Regions from separate parts of the Homo sapiens genome. Here region 1 is linked to region 2. Evidence: read pairs that join two places in POLR2A ChIA-PET (ENCODE). Cell type or tissue: CD4-positive, alpha-beta T cell. All regions are shown on one strand. Links, peaks and the distances in the headings refer to the core of each region. The heading gives the core; the rest is flanking DNA. Region 1 has its middle 8.6 kb from the start of AMN1-AS1. Region 2 overlaps BICD1 (BICD cargo adaptor 1).

Region 1 (8,334 bases), core at 160-8,159, 550 kb before region 2:
ACCCACCTCAACCTCCAAAAGTGCTGGGATTACAGGTGCGAGTCACCACGCCCAGCCAGGAGCAGAATCTTTAAGGATAAATTGGTGGGTTGGGGGAAGCCAGTGACCCGGGAGTGCTGATTGGTCAGGACGGAAATGAAATCATAGGGAGTTGAAGCTGTCTTCTTGTGCTGAGTCACTTCCTGGGTGGGAGCCACAAGATCAGATTAGCCAGTTTATCCATCTGGGTGGTGCCAGCTGATCCGGCAATTGCAGGGTCTGGAAAATATCTCAAGCACTGAGATATTTGAAGAAAATCTTGAAGCCTCTAGTTGCATGACTCTTAAACCATAATTTCTAATCTTGTAGCTAATGTTAGTCCTACAAAGGGAATCTAGTCCCCAGGCAAGAAGGAGGTGTGCTTTGGGAAAGGGCTGTTATCATCTTTGTTTTAAACTATAAGTTTCTCTCAAAGTTAGTTCAGCCTATGCTGAACGAACAAGGAGGTTAGAAGCAAGATGGAGTCGGTTAAGTTAAAACTCTTTCACCGTCTCAGTGATAATTTTGCAAAGGCGGTTTCAGTTTGATAAGGCAACCTAGCCAGCCTGTTGTGATCCAGCCAGGAAGGGGCTACAGGAATACCCTTCAAGCTCCATTCTTCATCCCCTTTTTGATGTCCTGCTGTCGGCTGTCATTGCTTCAGCCAACCAGAAGTTAGAGCTCAAAGCATCCCCGTTTATGCGATCAATAAAAGTCAGCTTCTCAGAGCCTAGAGTAGAGAAGGAGAGAAATTAGAAAATAAGTAACTCATCAACAGATTACTGATTTTTTTGGTAAAGGGATTAAATATCAAAAACATTTTGAAAATTAATAAGAATAGCTTCATCTGAGCCAAAATAATAATTATTATAGTTTCCTTTTTTTCTTTTTTTTTTGAGACAGTCTCACACTCTCGCCCAGGCTAGAGTGCAGTGGTGTGATCTTGGCTCACTGCAATCTCCGCCTCCTGGGTTCATGTGATTCTCCTGCCTCAGCCTCCCAAGTAGCTGGGATTATAGGAGCCCACCACCAAGCCCAGCTAATTTTTTTTGTATTTTTGGTAGAGATGGGGTTTCACCATGTTGGCCAGGCTGGTCTTCAACTCCTGACCTCAGGTGATCCTCCCGCCTCAGCCTCCCAAAGTGCTGGGATTACAGGCGCGAGCCACTGTGCCCAGCCTATTATAGTTTCATAACAGTGAGAGGGATGACAATTGTGGTCTTTCACTAAGATGCTGGGAGCCAGCGCAATGACAGCTTAAACCACCATCTTTTTTTGATTAGCTTCACTTGTTATTTTTATTTTTAGAAAGTTATGTAATTCCTAACTCACAATTACTGGTTATTGCAATGGAATCAAATGCCTGGTATTTCTGTCAGATAATCAGACTTTCAAACCCCATTACTTACATTCATTCAAACAAATATTTAATACCTGTTATATACCAGGTGGGATGTATCAGTACATGAATATGTCCTCTAGGAGCTTACACTCTAGTGTGAGAGATAGAAAAGCACACAAACAAAACAGCATATGGAGATACGAACTATAAAGAACAAGATGGGGAGGACGGATTGAGAGAAAGAGAGAGATTTATTTTTGCTCAGGTGGTCATGGAAGGCTTCTCTGACGCTGTGACACTTCTGCTGAGATCTGAGGATTAAAAAGGAGGCAGCTATGCAGAGATTTAGAGACAGAGGGAAAAGAAAGGCACTGAAGTAAAAATGTGCTTGATAGCATTTGAAGGACAGAAGGAGGTCAGTGTGGCTGAATGGAGCAGGGAGTAGGAGGAAATGGGATTGGCTGAGCCTGGGCCCAAATCAGGTAAAACCTTGACGATCAAAAAACTGTCTTTGGGCCAGGCCTGGTGTCTCACGCCTGTAATCCCAGCACGTTGGGAGGCTGAGGCAGGTGGATCACTTGAGGTCAGGAGTTTGAGACCAGCCTGGCCAACATGGCGAAACCCCATCTCTACTAAAAATACAAAATGTAGCCTGGCATGTGGTGGCAGGTGCCTGTAATCCCAGCCACTCGGAAGGCTGAGACACAAGAATCTCTTCAACCTCAGAGGCAGAGGTTGTAGTAAGCCAAGATGGCACCACTGCACTCCAGCCTGAGTGACAGAGCCAGACTCTGTCTCAAAAAAAAAAAAAAAAAAAAAAAACAGCTGGGTGCAGTGACTGATGCCTGTAATCCCAGCACTTTGGGAGGCTGAGGTAGGCAGATCACTTGAGGTCAGGAGTTCGAGACCAGCCTGACCAACATGGTGAAACCCTGTCTCTACTAAAAATACAAAAATTAGCCGGGTGTGGTGGCGTGCACATGAAGTCCCAGCTACTTGGGAGGCTGAGGCAGGGGAATTGCTTGAACCCGGGAGGTGGAGGTTACAGTGAGCCAAGATTGTGCCACTGCACTCCAGCCTGGGTGACAGAGTGAGACTCCGTCTCAAAAAAAAAGAAGCCAGGCGCGGTGGCTCACACCTGTAATCCCAGCACTTTGGGAGGCCGAGGTGGGCGGATCATGAGGTCAGGAGATGGAGACCATCCTGGCTAACAGAGTGAAACCCCATCTCTACTAAAAATACAAAAAATTAGCCAGGTTTGGTGGCGGGCACCTGTAGTCCCAGCTACTTGGGAGGCTGAGGCAGGAGAATGGCATGAACCTGGGAGGCAGAGGTTGCAGTGAGCCGAGATCGTGCCACTGCACTCCAGCCCAGGCAACAGAGCCAGACTCCATCTTAAAAAAAAAAAAAAAAAAAAAAAGACAAAAAAAACCCCCAAACAAACTGTCTGATTCAGGCATGGTGGCTCATGCTTGTAGTCATAGCTGAGGTGGGAGGATCCCTGGAGCCCAGGAGTTTGAGGTTGCTGTGAGTTATGATCATGCCACTGCACTGTAGCCTAGACAACAGAGTGAGTGAGGCCCTCTTTTTCTTTTTTTCTTCCTGAAGTCTTTGACAGAGCAGAGAAAGACCTTATCTCTAAAAAAACATAGCAACAAAAAAACCCAAACTAACTTTGATGCATCAGGGCTGTGAAGAAGCAACACACACACACAGACACACACACTCACTTGCACACCTGACTTTGAATCTTATTCAAAATGAAATGACAGTATTGAAGTTTTAAAGAAGGGGAATGATACCCGTGCAACACAGGTGAGCCCCAAAATTGGGGCTTAGCCTGGGGAAGTCCTTGGCTTTACCCAGGAAATAATTCAAGGGTGAGCTGATAGTAGAAAACAGGTTTGTTTGTTTGTTTGTTTGTTTTTGAGACATGGTCTCGCTCTGTCACACAGGCTGGAGTACAGTGGCATGATCTCAGCTCACTGCAGCCTCCACCTCCTGGGTTCAAGAAATTCTCGTGCCTCAGCCTCCCAATAAGCTGGGATTATAGGTGCTCCCCACCACGCCTGGATATTTTTTGTATTTTTAGTAGAGATGGGGTTTCACCATGTTGTCCAGGCCAGTCTCGAACTCCTGACCTCAGCTGATTCTCCCACCTTGGCCTCCCAAAATGCTGGGATTACGGTGTGAGCCACCATGCCCAGCCAGAAAACAGCTTTTCTGATGTGGCAGTGTGACAGCTCCATGACTGCTCCTGCAGAGCGGAGCTACCCCATAGGCAGTGTATTGAGAGGAGCAGCTCAGAGGCAGTTCTCTAATCATGTTTATACCCACTTCTAATTACATGCAAATCAAGGGGCAGGTAATTCAGAAATTTCTAGAAAAGGGGTGGTAATTTCCAGGTCATTGCCAGAGAGAGTGGTGCTAACTTCTAGGTGTTGCCACAGCAATGGTAAACTGTCGCGTCACTGGTAGGAGTGTCTTATGAAGAAGTGCTTTCCATGCTTCTCTGTTTCAGCCAGTCTTCAATCTGGTCTGGAGTTGAGTCCCACCTCCTACCTCAATACCATTTGGGCGGCAGTGTGAAGAATGGAGGGGGCTTTGGGGAGTGAATTGCAGCATGTTTTGAATAGGTTAGAGCCTGGTGGTGGCTTCCCCGAAGGCTATGCCTCTCCTTAATCCCCTCTAGAATCTTTAGCTTCCTCACAAGGTGGGAAGCCCTTCAGGGACCGAGAAGGAGGTGATGGTGGTGGCAAGCAGCATTGCATCTGCAGGACCTTTGGGCCTGGATCTGTTGCCTTCAATCTTGCATTGCTGTGATGACAGTGATAACACTTGATATCTTAGTATCACAGGCTCTTGAATCTCAGAACCACGGAGGCTGTGTCACTAAGAGCTTGGTCTCTGACTACAGCTTCTGAATCCTTATTTTGGCCTAAAATGAATCACTTGACTCCTTAGTAATTCTATTTTTTCACCTGTAATATGGGGATAGTAATATAAAGCCTATTCAAAGTGCATGAGGACAGGCAATTCTCAGAATTCAAAATTTTCAAGATTTTAGAAAGCTATTATGGTACATATGACTGGATATTATGAGACACCCCATTTTGAGTTGGGTTTTCAGCCACATGTATTCTTCCTAAAAATCTGTTACATCACCCTCTTTTACCTTTCTCTTAGCAGTTAACACTCTGTAATATCTTAATTTGTTTGTTTGTTGCTTGTCTCCATCAATTAGAATGTAAGTTCCTTGAAATCAGGGACTTTTCTTTTGTTTGCCACTGTGCCTGAAACACTTTAAACAGTACATGATACCTAGTGAATAACCAATAATTACTAATTGAAAATGAATGAATGAACAAAGCTTTGATTTGTCTCTTTCCAATCTCTACCTCCTTGCCTCTAATCCTTCAATGAGTTTCTGGGCTCAGTCTTCAAAATGTACTCAAATTTGACCACTGCTGAACATCTGTGGGGCTGTCAACTGAGTGCACGCCCAGGCTGAAAGTGTTGTCTGACTCTCCTGTTCACCTGGTAAACTCCTCACTCCTCTTCCCATTTGTTCATTGATTCCACATTTATCGAGGTACACGCAGGGTGCTAGGCGTGAACTCACAGTCTGGTGGGGGAGGTAGGAGAGGAACACTGATAGAGATCATTACTGCATAAGAAATGGGGAAGCAGTGGCTCACGCCTGTAATCCCAGCACTTTGGGAGACCAAGGGGGGTGAATCATTTGAGCTCAGAAGTTCCAGACCAGCCTGGCCAACATGGAGAAACCCCATCTCTACTAAAAATACAAAAATTAGCTGGGTGTGGTGGTATGCGCCTGTAATCCCAGCTACTTGGGAGGCTGAGGCAGGAGAATTGCTGGAACCCTGGAGGTGGAGGTTGCAGTGAGCCGAGATCGTGCCATTGCACTCTAGCCTGGACGATAGAACGAGACTCTGTCTCAAAAATAAATAAATAAATAAGGAAAAAAAAGAAATGGGGAATGCAGAGGTGGGTGTGGTGGTCTGGGCAGGTGAAGACCTGCAGCCCTCACTCCAATTGCACAGAAGACTAGGCCAGAGACAAGGAGTCACTCCTCTCTGCTCTGTGCTGGGGTGGAGATGGGGGTTGGGATTAGGGTGGTGGGGGGTTCTTTTGTGTATATGAGGAGAAGCCAGGCAAACCCTTGCATCTGTTCTTCCCCTCAAATGATATTTTAAAAAACAAACAAGCCCAGTCCAGAGTGAGTACACCTTGTCCTGCCTCTTTTCTCATGTGTTTAGGTGGGAGTGACCTTCTGGCCCCATTTGACAGTAGAGAACCTGAGATTAGGCAAGGAGAAGCCATTTCCCCAGGCTTGCCACAAACTAAGGCCGCAAACAGACTGTGTACCATTCGCTCAGGAGCAATTCGTATTGCAGCTCATGAGCACCCAGTCCAGAGCCACCTCCAGAACAGGAGCTCAACCCTCTTTTTGAGAGCTTCTCTGAGGGGCCCTCCTATTAAAAATGGGGAAACTGAGGCCCGGAGAAAGGAAGTGACTTGCAAGGAGTAACAGAGCAGTCAGAGAGACCTGCCCCAGGAGTTCTAATTCTAATCACCATAACAGCTATTATTTATTGAGCCCTTCCTGTGTGCTGAATCTTGTTCCAAGCCTTTACAAATAGTGTCTTGTTCCATCCCCCAGTGATTCTATGGCTATATACTAAAAGCCCACAGTCCTTTATCTGCAATTTGGAAGCCCAAAAAACTCTGAAGCCAAAAGGATTTTCCTGTATTTGCTGCCCAGACTCTTCTGTGTGAAGAGTGGATAAATGTGGAATCAATTAATGAATGGGAAGAGGAGTGAGGAGTTGAACAGGTGAACAGGAGAGTGAAGCTATTTAAATTATATATTTTTTTGGTTTGTTTGTTTAATTGTTTGTTTCTTTGTTGAGATGGAGTCTTGCTCTGTCACCCAGGCTGGAGTGCAGTGGCACGATCTCGGCTCACTGCAACCTTCGCCTCCCGGGTTCAAGTGATTCTCCTGCCTCAGCCTCCCGAGTAGCTGGGATTATAGGCGCCCACCATCATGCCCAGCTAATTTTTGTATTTTTAGTAGAGACGGGGTTTCACCATGTTGGCCAGGCTGGTCTCGAATTCCTGATCTCAGGTGATCCGCCCACCCCGGCCTCCCAAAGTGCTGGGATTACAGGCGTGAGCCACCACGCCCAGCCTATTTATATTTTTTAATAATAATTTTTATTGATAAATTTTAAAAATTAGGGGGAAAAGGTGTGAATAGCCATACCCTTATTAGCGTTTCATTGTTTTGTAACAATACACATTTACCAAGTAGCAGGAGTCTGAGCATGGCTTGACTGGGTCCTCTGCTTATGGTCTCAAAAGGCTACAATCGAGCTGTCATCAGGGACTGCAGTCTCACCTGGGTTCAGATGGGGAAGGACTCACTTCCAAGTTCACTCATGTTAATGGCAGAATTCAGTTCCTTGAGGTCGTAGGACTGAGAGCTTCAAGTTTTTTGTTGGCTGTTGGCTGGAGGCTGCCCTCAGCTCTGAGAGGCTGCCTGTATTTCTTGCCATGCAGAGTCCTCTAACATGGCCATCTGCGCCCTCAAAGCTAAACTGGGGGAGGGGGAGAAAGATGGGTGCTACCATCTTATGTAACATGACCCCAATCATGTACACACAATCACATACATCCCATCATCTTTACTGTTTCTTTCAGTTAGAAGCGAGCCACAGATCCTGCCCACACTAAGGGGAAAGGATCACATAAGGGGAGGCAAGGATCGTGGGGCCAACTAAGAGTCTTTCCACCACAAACCACAAAGCCTTCCACTGCAAATATTATTGTGTTTGGTTATGTCCTAGAAAAAAATAAGGTTTTAATCTCACATGAAAAGTCAGAATGCCAGACTGGGCAATATGGGAAAACCTCATCTCTTCCAAATATATATATATATATATCCAGCTGTGGTGGCACATGCCTGTAGTCCCAGCTACTTAGGACGCTGAGGTGAGTGGATCGCTTGAGCCTGGGGGGGGTCAAAGCTGCAATGAGCCAAGACTGTGCCACTGCACTCCAGTGGACAACAGAGTGAGACACTGTCTCAAAAAAAAAAAAAAAAAAAAAAAGAGAGAGAAAAGGAAGGAAGGAGAAGGAAGAGAGGAAGAGAGGAAGCGGGGGAGGGAGGGAGGTCAGAATAAGAGGAGGGAGGTCAGAATAGGATAGTTCCAGGGTTGGTTGTTCAGTGGCTTAATGACATTATAATTCCTGCTCAGAACCTCTGTGATTCCCTTGAGTTTTCCTCTCATGCTTTCAAGATGGCTCTGCAGGTCCAAGCAATACATCCTTGCACTGAGGATGCAAGTTAGGAAAATTCTAGTTCATTGCTTTACTTTGAGCCTCTTATTTGACTTATTCCATTTTACTTGTGAAATACGCATGTGACAGCTGGAATTGGCATTAGACATGTTAGACAGAAAGTAAAATTGAGTATATTTCTGATTCTCAAGCATTTGTTTTTGCCACTGTTTAAGAAATAAGCAATGCATTGTCACATACTAAGCACTCAGTTGTTTGTTGAATGAAATATAACACTGTAGGGTAGGGTAGGAGAACACTAAAGTTCCTGGAGGCAGGTAACATGTACTTGTATTTTTCTCACATCTCTCTTGTTAAGAACACAAAATCTTTGCCTAGAAGAACTCACAGCAGCATCCTCAGTACTATGGCACTTGCTATGATTAAACCAATCATTACCAAGGGAAATGAGATATGACTTAGATCAATCATAATTCATCCCTCAGGATGGGCATGAGTCTGAATACCCCTATAGCACATGGCCATCTGATACCTGAACAAAATCAGGATTCTGTTAAAAAAGAAGAGGAAGGGAGAAGGAATGACTATAAACAACAAGCACCATCCTCCACAGATTCAAGGAAGAATTAAAAGGGGTAGTAAGGTGGTCT
Region 2 (8,334 bases), core at 206-8,205:
TAAACACAGAAGAGTTTTTCAGCTGAGTTTCTGGGAGTCTGTGGATAGATTTCAGGAGGTCTATAGACTTGGATCAGAAAAATAATTACATCTGTATTTTCACTCAACTCAGACTGAAATTTAGCATTTTCTTCTATTTGAATGTAGACAACAAATCTCAGTAGTACTAGTAGCACTTGTTACTTTGTTACCAGTAGAAAGTATAGTTTTTTTAAATTATATCTCAGTTTTCACAGGTGTCTTGAAATGTTATCATTGCTTTGAAATTATGAGATTTCTTGGATGTGATACTAGATCTGATTCTAATTGTGTTAATAAAGAAGCACATGTATTACTGTATTGATTATGTATTACTGGGTAATGAATGACCCACAATTTGGGAGCTTTAAACAATAACCCATGATTCTGTTGGTCAGCAATTTGGGCTGTGCTCAGCTGGGTGGTGTTTTTTTTTTTGTTTTTTTTTTTGAGATGGAGTCTGTCTCTGTCGCCCAGGCTGGAGTGCAGTGGCACGATCTTGGCTCACTGCAAGCTCTGCCTCCTGGGTTCACGCCATTCTCCTGCCTCAGCCTCCCAAGTAGCTGGGACTACAGGTGCCCGCCACCACACCTGGTTACTTTTTTATATTTTTTAGTAGAAACGAGGTTTCACCGTGTTAGCCAGGATGATCTCGATCTCTTGACCTTGTGATCCGCCCGCCTCGGCCTCCCAAAGTGCTGGGATTGCAGGCATGAGCCACTGTGCCCGGCCTCGGCTGGGTGGTTCTTAAGGACTTGCCAGGATTGCTCATGTGGTTGCAGTCATCTGACAGCCCCACTGGGCCAAATAGTCCAAGATGGCCTTCCTCCCATGCCCAGCAGCTGGTGCTGACTGCAGGCTGGGCCACATGGCTCCAACAGGCTACCCTGGGGCTCTTCACATAGTCACAGTGTTACAAGACAGCAAGAGCATGAGCCACAAAGCCCCGTGAGGCTCAGGCTCAGAACTCCCCAGCACTTCCACTGTCTTCTGTGGGTCATAACAAATCCAAAGGCCAGCTCAGTCAGTTTGAGAGGGAATTCCATGGGTTGTGACTTCAGGGAAGTGTGATTAATTGGGGGCCATTAATATACTTACCTGTCACCTACCAAGTCCTAATTTTTTTTTTTTTTTTTTTTTTTTCTGAGACAGGGTCTCACTCTGTAGCCCAGGCTGGAGTGTAGTGGCATGATCATGGCTCACTGCAGGCTTGACCTTTGGGGCTCAAGCAATCCTCCCACTTCAGCCCCCTGACTAGCTGGGACTAAAAGTGTGCACCACCATACCTGGCTAATTTTGGCATGTTCTTTTTTTGTACAAAATAATCTTCTGGATGGGGCTCACCATGTTGCCCAGGCTGGTCTCAAACTCCTGGACTCAAGTGATCCTCCCATCTCAGCCTCCCAAGGTGTGGGGTTTACAGGCATGAACCACTGTGCCCAGCCTATGTCATAATTTTAAAAATTATTATAATAAGTTGGCCGGGCTTGGTGACTCACACTTGTAATCCCAGCACTTTGGGAGGCCAACGCAGGTGGATCACTTGAGGTCAGAAGTTCAAGACCAGCCTGGCCAACACAACGAAATCCTGTCTCTAGTAAAAATACAAAAATTAGCCAGGTGTGGTAGCAGGCACCTGTAATCCCAGCTACTTGGGAGACTGAGGCACAAGAATCACTTGAACCTGGGAGGCGGAGGTTGCAGTGAGCCAAGATCATGCCACTGTACTCCAGCCTGGGTGACAGAGCAAGACTCTTTCAAAAAAAAAAAAAATTATAGTAATTTTAACATGTTCGGTGTTTTCTGTAATTTTGTCTTTTACACTTTTTAAAATATTATTCTGAGAAGAGGTACATAGGCTTCAGCACATTGTCAAAGAGGGTCAAGCACATTATGAGATTAGGAGCCCTTGATCTAAAGGCAGGGAGTTCTGGAAAGAGGAGTATAGAAGCCTCAAGGCAGAAGCAAGCTGGCATGTCCAATGGGATAGAGGAGCAGAAGGAAAGCTCCTGCGGCCAGAGCCAAAGATTGAGGGGCAGAGTGGTTGGAGACAGAGGTAGGGCCAGATCATGTGACTTCTTTGAAAGCTTCTGAAACTTGCAAAGGGACCTCCACTTCCCCACTGCACCATACCCACAGAGTGTGAAAGTAGGTATTGTATGTAAATTGTATTTTATGATTTTTTGGGGTCATTGCTAACTTTTTTCAGTTATCTTGGCAGAAATAAGAAAATTCTTTTTTGCTATTCCATATATCTATTGTGATATCAGAGTCTGTTGTTTGTTTGTGTGTTTGTTTGTTTAAGACAGTCTTGCTCTGTTGCCAGGCTGAAGTGCAGTGGTGCGATCTCAGCTCACTGCAACTTCTGCTTCCCAGGTTCAAGTGATTCTCCTGCTTCAGCCTCCCAAGTAGCTAGGACTACAGGCGCGTGCCACCACACCCAGCTAATTTTTGTATTCTTAGTAGAGACAGGGTTTCACCATGTTGGCCAGGATGGTTTGATCTCTCGAACTTGTGATCCGCCCACCTTGGCCTCCCAAAGTGCTGGGATTACAGGCGTAAGCCACCGCACCCAGCCCCAGAGTCTGTTGTTTATAGAGGATGATTGGGCGTAGCTTTCTAGAGCTGGGAAAACCACCTTTAAACAGTATTATATACCAATATTTACTATTTCATAAATTCAGGCATATTTGCTTAAAATAATCTCCTGTAGAGAGGCAAGAAACAGAAGCCCATTTTTTTGTTTTTAGGAAATTCATAGAAGCCTTTGGTAAGGTTCTTTTAAGTTGGCAAACTCTATTTTCAGAAGACTTCTATGTTGACACTTGTGACCTACAGAATTGCTTTAAGAGGTCAGCACTGATAAAAACAGAGGGAAGCTGTAAAGGGAGGATTAGGCTAAAGTCAACTGGTGGAGTAGGCATAGGTGAATTACTAAAGTGTTGATGAAATGACTCTGTTGGAGTTACCAGTTTATTATAATGAGAGCTAAAGTGAAAAACGCCAGACAGCCTAGAAGCATTCTGAATAACAAGGAGCTCCAACCCCTTATATATAAATGAGGTTACATATAGTAGGTTGAAAGCAGGTTTCCAAAACAACCAATTAGTTTGTATAGCTTCAGCTTCAGGATTGATGATTACATTCCATAGGATATTACATTAAATTGATGAAATCTGCACGTCTCTGGGGAACTCCTTACAAGCTAGCCAGTGAGCTTTTATGATGATAAGATACAGAATGGATAAAAATCTTCTGATGCCAAAAAAGCTTTGGCCCTGCCCAAGTTAGGATCTATATTCATATTATCACCAGGTAAAGTGTCTTGCAAACTTTCTTAGCTTTCATTCCTATCAGACTGCAGTTCATGACTGTGAGGTGTCAAAGACTCTCTCCTTAACCAAGCTTCAGTCATGCTCTGCTAATGTCTCTTTTGGACCAGGCTTCAAGCTTGCTCCACCCCCAGCTTTGGCTTGCCCAGCCCAGCCTTAGCAAGGAATTCTGCTAAGTCATCTCCCAACCCTAGATATCTAATTACCCTTGATATCTGATCAAGTTCTTCATCCTCCACCTTTTTGATGTCTAAGTCCTTGGACTGCCTTTAGCAAGAGTCCTGTTAGGCCAGCTTAGCAAGAATTCCCCTGCCCTTGATGTGTTCTTTTAGCAATTTCCCATCCTTTGACATCCTCATGCTGTTCTTGGCTATAAATCTTCACTTGCTCTTGCTGTTTCAGAGTTGAGCCCCTTCTTTTCCCCCCTCCAATTGCAATGGTTTTGAATGAAGTCTTCCTTACCATTTTAACAAGTGTCAGAATAATTTTTTTAACATCTGTCTTTACACCACAGTCAACAACCCCTTATCCTCCCCAAAACTCTGAGCTAACGCCACTACTTAGAGATTACAGTGTCTGCCTATTTTATTAGCTGGAACTGCATCAGTGATTTTGGAGTTGAATTTTTCATTTTTTACATGAAAGATTATGTGTTTATAATTTGTTGTTTTCACATATGCATAAACAGAACTAGGAAGAGCTGTACTCAGGAGTCAAGTCAGAAGAAAAAACATCACCATGTTCAAATAGACAACTGAACATGCCTCTGAAAACCAGAGACAAAGGGAGTTATTTACAGTTAACATCTATAGAATATGGGCCGGGTGTAGTGGCTCACGCTTATAATCCCAGCACTTTGGGAGGCCAAAGCAGGAGGATTGCTTGAGCCCAGGCATTCGAGACCAGCTTAGGCAACATGGCGAGACCCCACCTCTATAAAAAATTTAAAAATTAGCTGGGCGTGATGGTGTGCATCTGTAGGCCCAGCTACTCAGGAGGCTGAGGTGGGAGGATCACTTAAGCCTGGGAGGTCAAGGCTACAATAAGCTGTGATTAAGGCACCTGGGCAACAGAGCAAGACCCTGCTTCTACCAAAAAAAAAAATATATATTAAATTTGTAGAAGTCTGGGCACAGTGGCTCACACCTGTAATCCCAGCACTTTGGGGGCTGAGGCAGAAGGATTGCCTTCACGAGTTTGAGACCAGCCTGGGCAACATAGTGAAATACCATCTCTACAAAAAATACAAAAATGAGCCAGTTGTGCTGGTGTACACCTGTAGTCCCAGCTACTTAGGAGGCTGAGGTGGGAGAATCACTTGAGCCTGGGAGGTCAAGACTGCAGTAAGCCGTGATCATGCCACTGCACTGTAGCATGGGTGACAGAGTGAGAACATGTCTTTAAAAAAAAAAAATCTGTGGACTATGAAGCAAGATGAGAGACATTTGAAAGCATATGTCGGAAAGTCAGGTATACTTCTAGAGCTGGCTCTCTGTTAGGATAGAGACCTTTAAAATGTTTCTAGTGCTTGCAGATGTCACCCTACCCTCCTGCAAAGATAACAGTGCATTTACTTCTGTCACTGTAGATTAGTTTTGCCCAGGTATTCTTTTCTTAGGGCTGCCGTAACAAAGTCTGGGTGGCTTTAAAACAACAGAAATTTATCGTCTCACAGTTCTGGAGGCCAAAAGTCAGAAATCATGGTGTCGGCAGGGCCATGCTCCCTCTGGCAGCTCTAGGGAAAGGCCTTTCCTTGCCCCTTCCTGGCTTCTGGTGTTTGCTGGCAATCCTTGATGTTCCTTGGCGTGTAGATGGGTCACTTCGGTCTTTGCCTCCATGGTCACGTGGCCATCTTTTCCCTGTGTTTCTTCACATAGTCTTCCCATCCCACATGCAGAAGTATGTGTCAGTTTCTGTGTGGCTGAATTTCCCCTTTTTATAAAGACAGCAGCCCTATCGGATTGGGCCTCCTCTAATGATCTCATTTTAATTTTTGCCTTTGTAAAGACCCTGGGAGTTAGGACTTCAACATGTCTTTTTTGGGAGACAATTGAACCTACATAGCATGTTTTTGAACTTTACATGCAGAATCATATTGTATGTAGTCTTTTGCATCTGGCTTATTTCAGTCAATATATTAGTGAGATTCATCTGTGTTGCAATAGCAGTTTCTATTCATTGTCAGTCCTACCTACCACTATATCAAGGCTCTGCAAATTATGGTGTGAAGGCCAAATGCATCATGACTTATTTTTTTCGCATATGGATATCTAGGTATTACATAAGAAAATGTGGTTTTTGGTTTCTATGATACTTCTTCCCATATTTCTCTTTGTTTGAATAGGAAACAAATCTAATTAATCCTTAATTAAAAGAAAACTTTTATATCCCATCTTTCCATGACTATGAATATGTTACATGTATAAATGTTTATATCTGTTATGTGGTCATTATACATTTTGAACTAAAACATAGCTTATACTTGCCATATAAGTTTATGGAAAAAGTTAAATATTTTACTTAATTGATTGATTTATATCCTGTAACTTTACACATAAGTCCTGGTAATACAAGCTTGTTGTTAAAAAAAAAATTGAAATGATCCAGAAGGACATAAAATCAAACGAATAGGCTCCTCTCCTTATCCCTGTGGCTTGCCCAGTCTAATTCTTTATAAGTCACCGCTATTGACAGTTTTCTGGATATTCTTACAAATATTTTTTCTGACATGGAAGTGTGCATGTATCTGTGTATGTGTGTGTTCCCTGTATTTCTAACATACCTGGGATCCTAATATGCATACTAATCTATGACTTGCTTTTCACATTTAATAATATATTGTGACTACATTTCCATTTTAGTACAATAAAGTTTCTCCTCATTCTTTTTTTCTGTTTTTGAGATAGAGTCTTGCTCTGTTGCCCAGGCTGGAGTGAAGTGGCCTGATCTCGGCTCACTGCAACCTCCGCATCCCAGGTTCAAGTGACTCTCCTGCCTCAGCCTCCCAAGTAGCTAGGATTACAGGCGCCCACCACCACGCCTGGCTAATTTTTTTTTTTTTTTTGGTATTTTTAGTAGAGACGGGGTTTCACCATGTTGGCCAGGTTGGTCTCAAACTCCTGACCTCAGGTGATCCACCTACCTTGACCTCCCAAAGTGCTGGGATTACAGGTGTGAGCCACAGCGCCCGGCCTTTCTCGTTTCTTAAAATAATTTTATAATGTTCCGTTCAATGGATGCATGATAATGTGTTCCCCAAATAGCAAACGTTTAGACTGTTTCCAATTTTTTGTGTAAGTATACATGGATTTGTTTCTGTTTCTATTTACTTCTATGAAAACATACTTAAGAATGATTTTTAGATGTTGAATTGCTGGGTAATATATATGTGCTTTTAAGTTTTTGACAGATACCACTAAATTGCCATTCGAAAAAATGCAGTAACAATTTACACCCCATGAGGTGTTTTTATTATTATTTTTAACTACCAGGACTTTACACCTTGTAAAATCTACAATAAGAGAGTTATATATTGACTGTTTACTCTGTTGTTTCAGAACAATGAGATGGTGGAGCTACAGAGAATACGGATGAAGGATGAAATCCGAGAATATAAGTTCCGGGAGGCACGGCTCCTTCAGGACTATACTGAATTGGAAGAAGAAAATATCACATTGCAGAAACTAGTGTCCACGTTGAAGCAGAACCAGGTAAGGTTTAAGAAATTTTTTGTTATACTGAAGATGGATCTACATCTTCTGACCACTAGGGTTAAATCTCCAAACTTGTCAGAATTTATTGTTACTCTTTTATCTTCTCTCTATAACATTTATGTACTGCAATGTCCCAACCCTCCTATTTCAGCTAAAATATAGAAGGAAAAAATACACCTGTAAGTAGTATAGTGTACACTAAAGTTTTATTGAATAAGAAAAAGAATTTTAGTTTTTATTTTAGCTCTGTGTTCATTTATTTCATAAGTCAAATGTATCGTAACAAATTTAACCTGACAACTTCTCATTAAAAGCCTGAGTCTTAGCCGGGCATGGTGGTGTGTTCCTGTAATCCCAGCTACTTGGGAGGCTGAGGCAGGAGAATCACTTGAACCCAAGACGTCAAGGTAGCAGTGAGCCCAGATTGTGCCACTGCACTCCAGCCTTGGTGACAGAGTGAGACTCCGTCTTAAAAAAAAAAAAAAAAAAAAAAAAAGCCTGGGTCTGTAAGCTTGTCTATGAGCTTAGGGTCTCCCTACAATCACTGGTCTCTCACTCCCTTAAAATTTTTTCTGTAAATTGCTTTCAAATCGTAGAGGGGAATGGATTATGAAGTATAAATCAAGAAGAGCAAAATTATAAGAAAAAGAGGCCGGGCGTGGTGGTTCATGCCCGTAATCCCAGCACTTTGGGAGGCCGAGGCGGGTGGATCACCTGAGGTCAGGAGTTTGAGACCAGTCTGGCCAACATGATGAAACCCCGTCTCTACTAAAAATACAAAAATTAGCCAGGCATGTTGGTGGGTACCTGTAATCTCAGCTACTCAGGAGGCTAAGGCAGGAGAATTGCTTGAACCCAGGATGCGGAGGTTGCAGTGAGCCGAGATTACACCACTGCACTCCAGCCTGGGTGACAGAGTGAGATTCCGTCTCGAAAAAAAAAAAAAAAAAGAAAAAGAAAATGCCTGTTTTCTTTTTCAGCTGTAACCTGACTACAAAGATTACATTCGTACATTTAAATGATTTTTTTGCTGTAATGGGGGTTTGATAGCTTAATTTTCCTGATTGGTTTGCATTGTGGATTTTCAGAACTATTAATAATTATTGAATCTGTAATTTTAGAAGAATTTATTTATGAATACAGTTGAATCGAGTAGTTAATTAAGCAAAGGTGAATTGGATGTTCGAGTTCTTTTCAAGGTGCTTCCTCAGCGACACCTCTATTCTGGTCTAAACGCTGTTGCCACCTCTCAGTTCAGATCAACAGCCTAT

The links. Peaks named below come from ENCODE experiments on the same cell type or tissue, not always from the same donor. Only the 100,000 strongest peaks of a DNase experiment are listed, where the experiment ranks them.
Region 1: POLR2A ChIA-PET joins it to region 2 with 10 read pairs; 4 of 35 experiments call an interaction of 5 or more read pairs at or near these places.

The regions. Positions count from the first base shown.
Region 1 is chr12:31,733,729-31,742,062 of GRCh38, forward strand. No RefSeq gene overlaps it. Among named protein-coding and RNA genes, the nearest start is that of AMN1-AS1, 8.6 kb to the left of the region's middle. RefSeq lists an enhancer at 1-691. In CD4-positive, alpha-beta T cell, for the core only: no CTCF peak of the experiment used is centred there; DNase peaks (open chromatin) are centred at 173, 2,883, 3,823 and 5,049; H3K27ac peaks cover 1,137 bases.
Region 2 is chr12:32,287,087-32,295,420 of GRCh38, forward strand. It overlaps BICD1 (BICD cargo adaptor 1), which reads left to right. Exons shown (of 10, transcript NM_001714.4): 3 at 6,908-7,060. Among named protein-coding and RNA genes, the nearest start is that of FGD4, 110 kb to the right of the region's middle. In CD4-positive, alpha-beta T cell, for the core only: no CTCF peak of the experiment used is centred there; no DNase peak of the experiment used is centred there.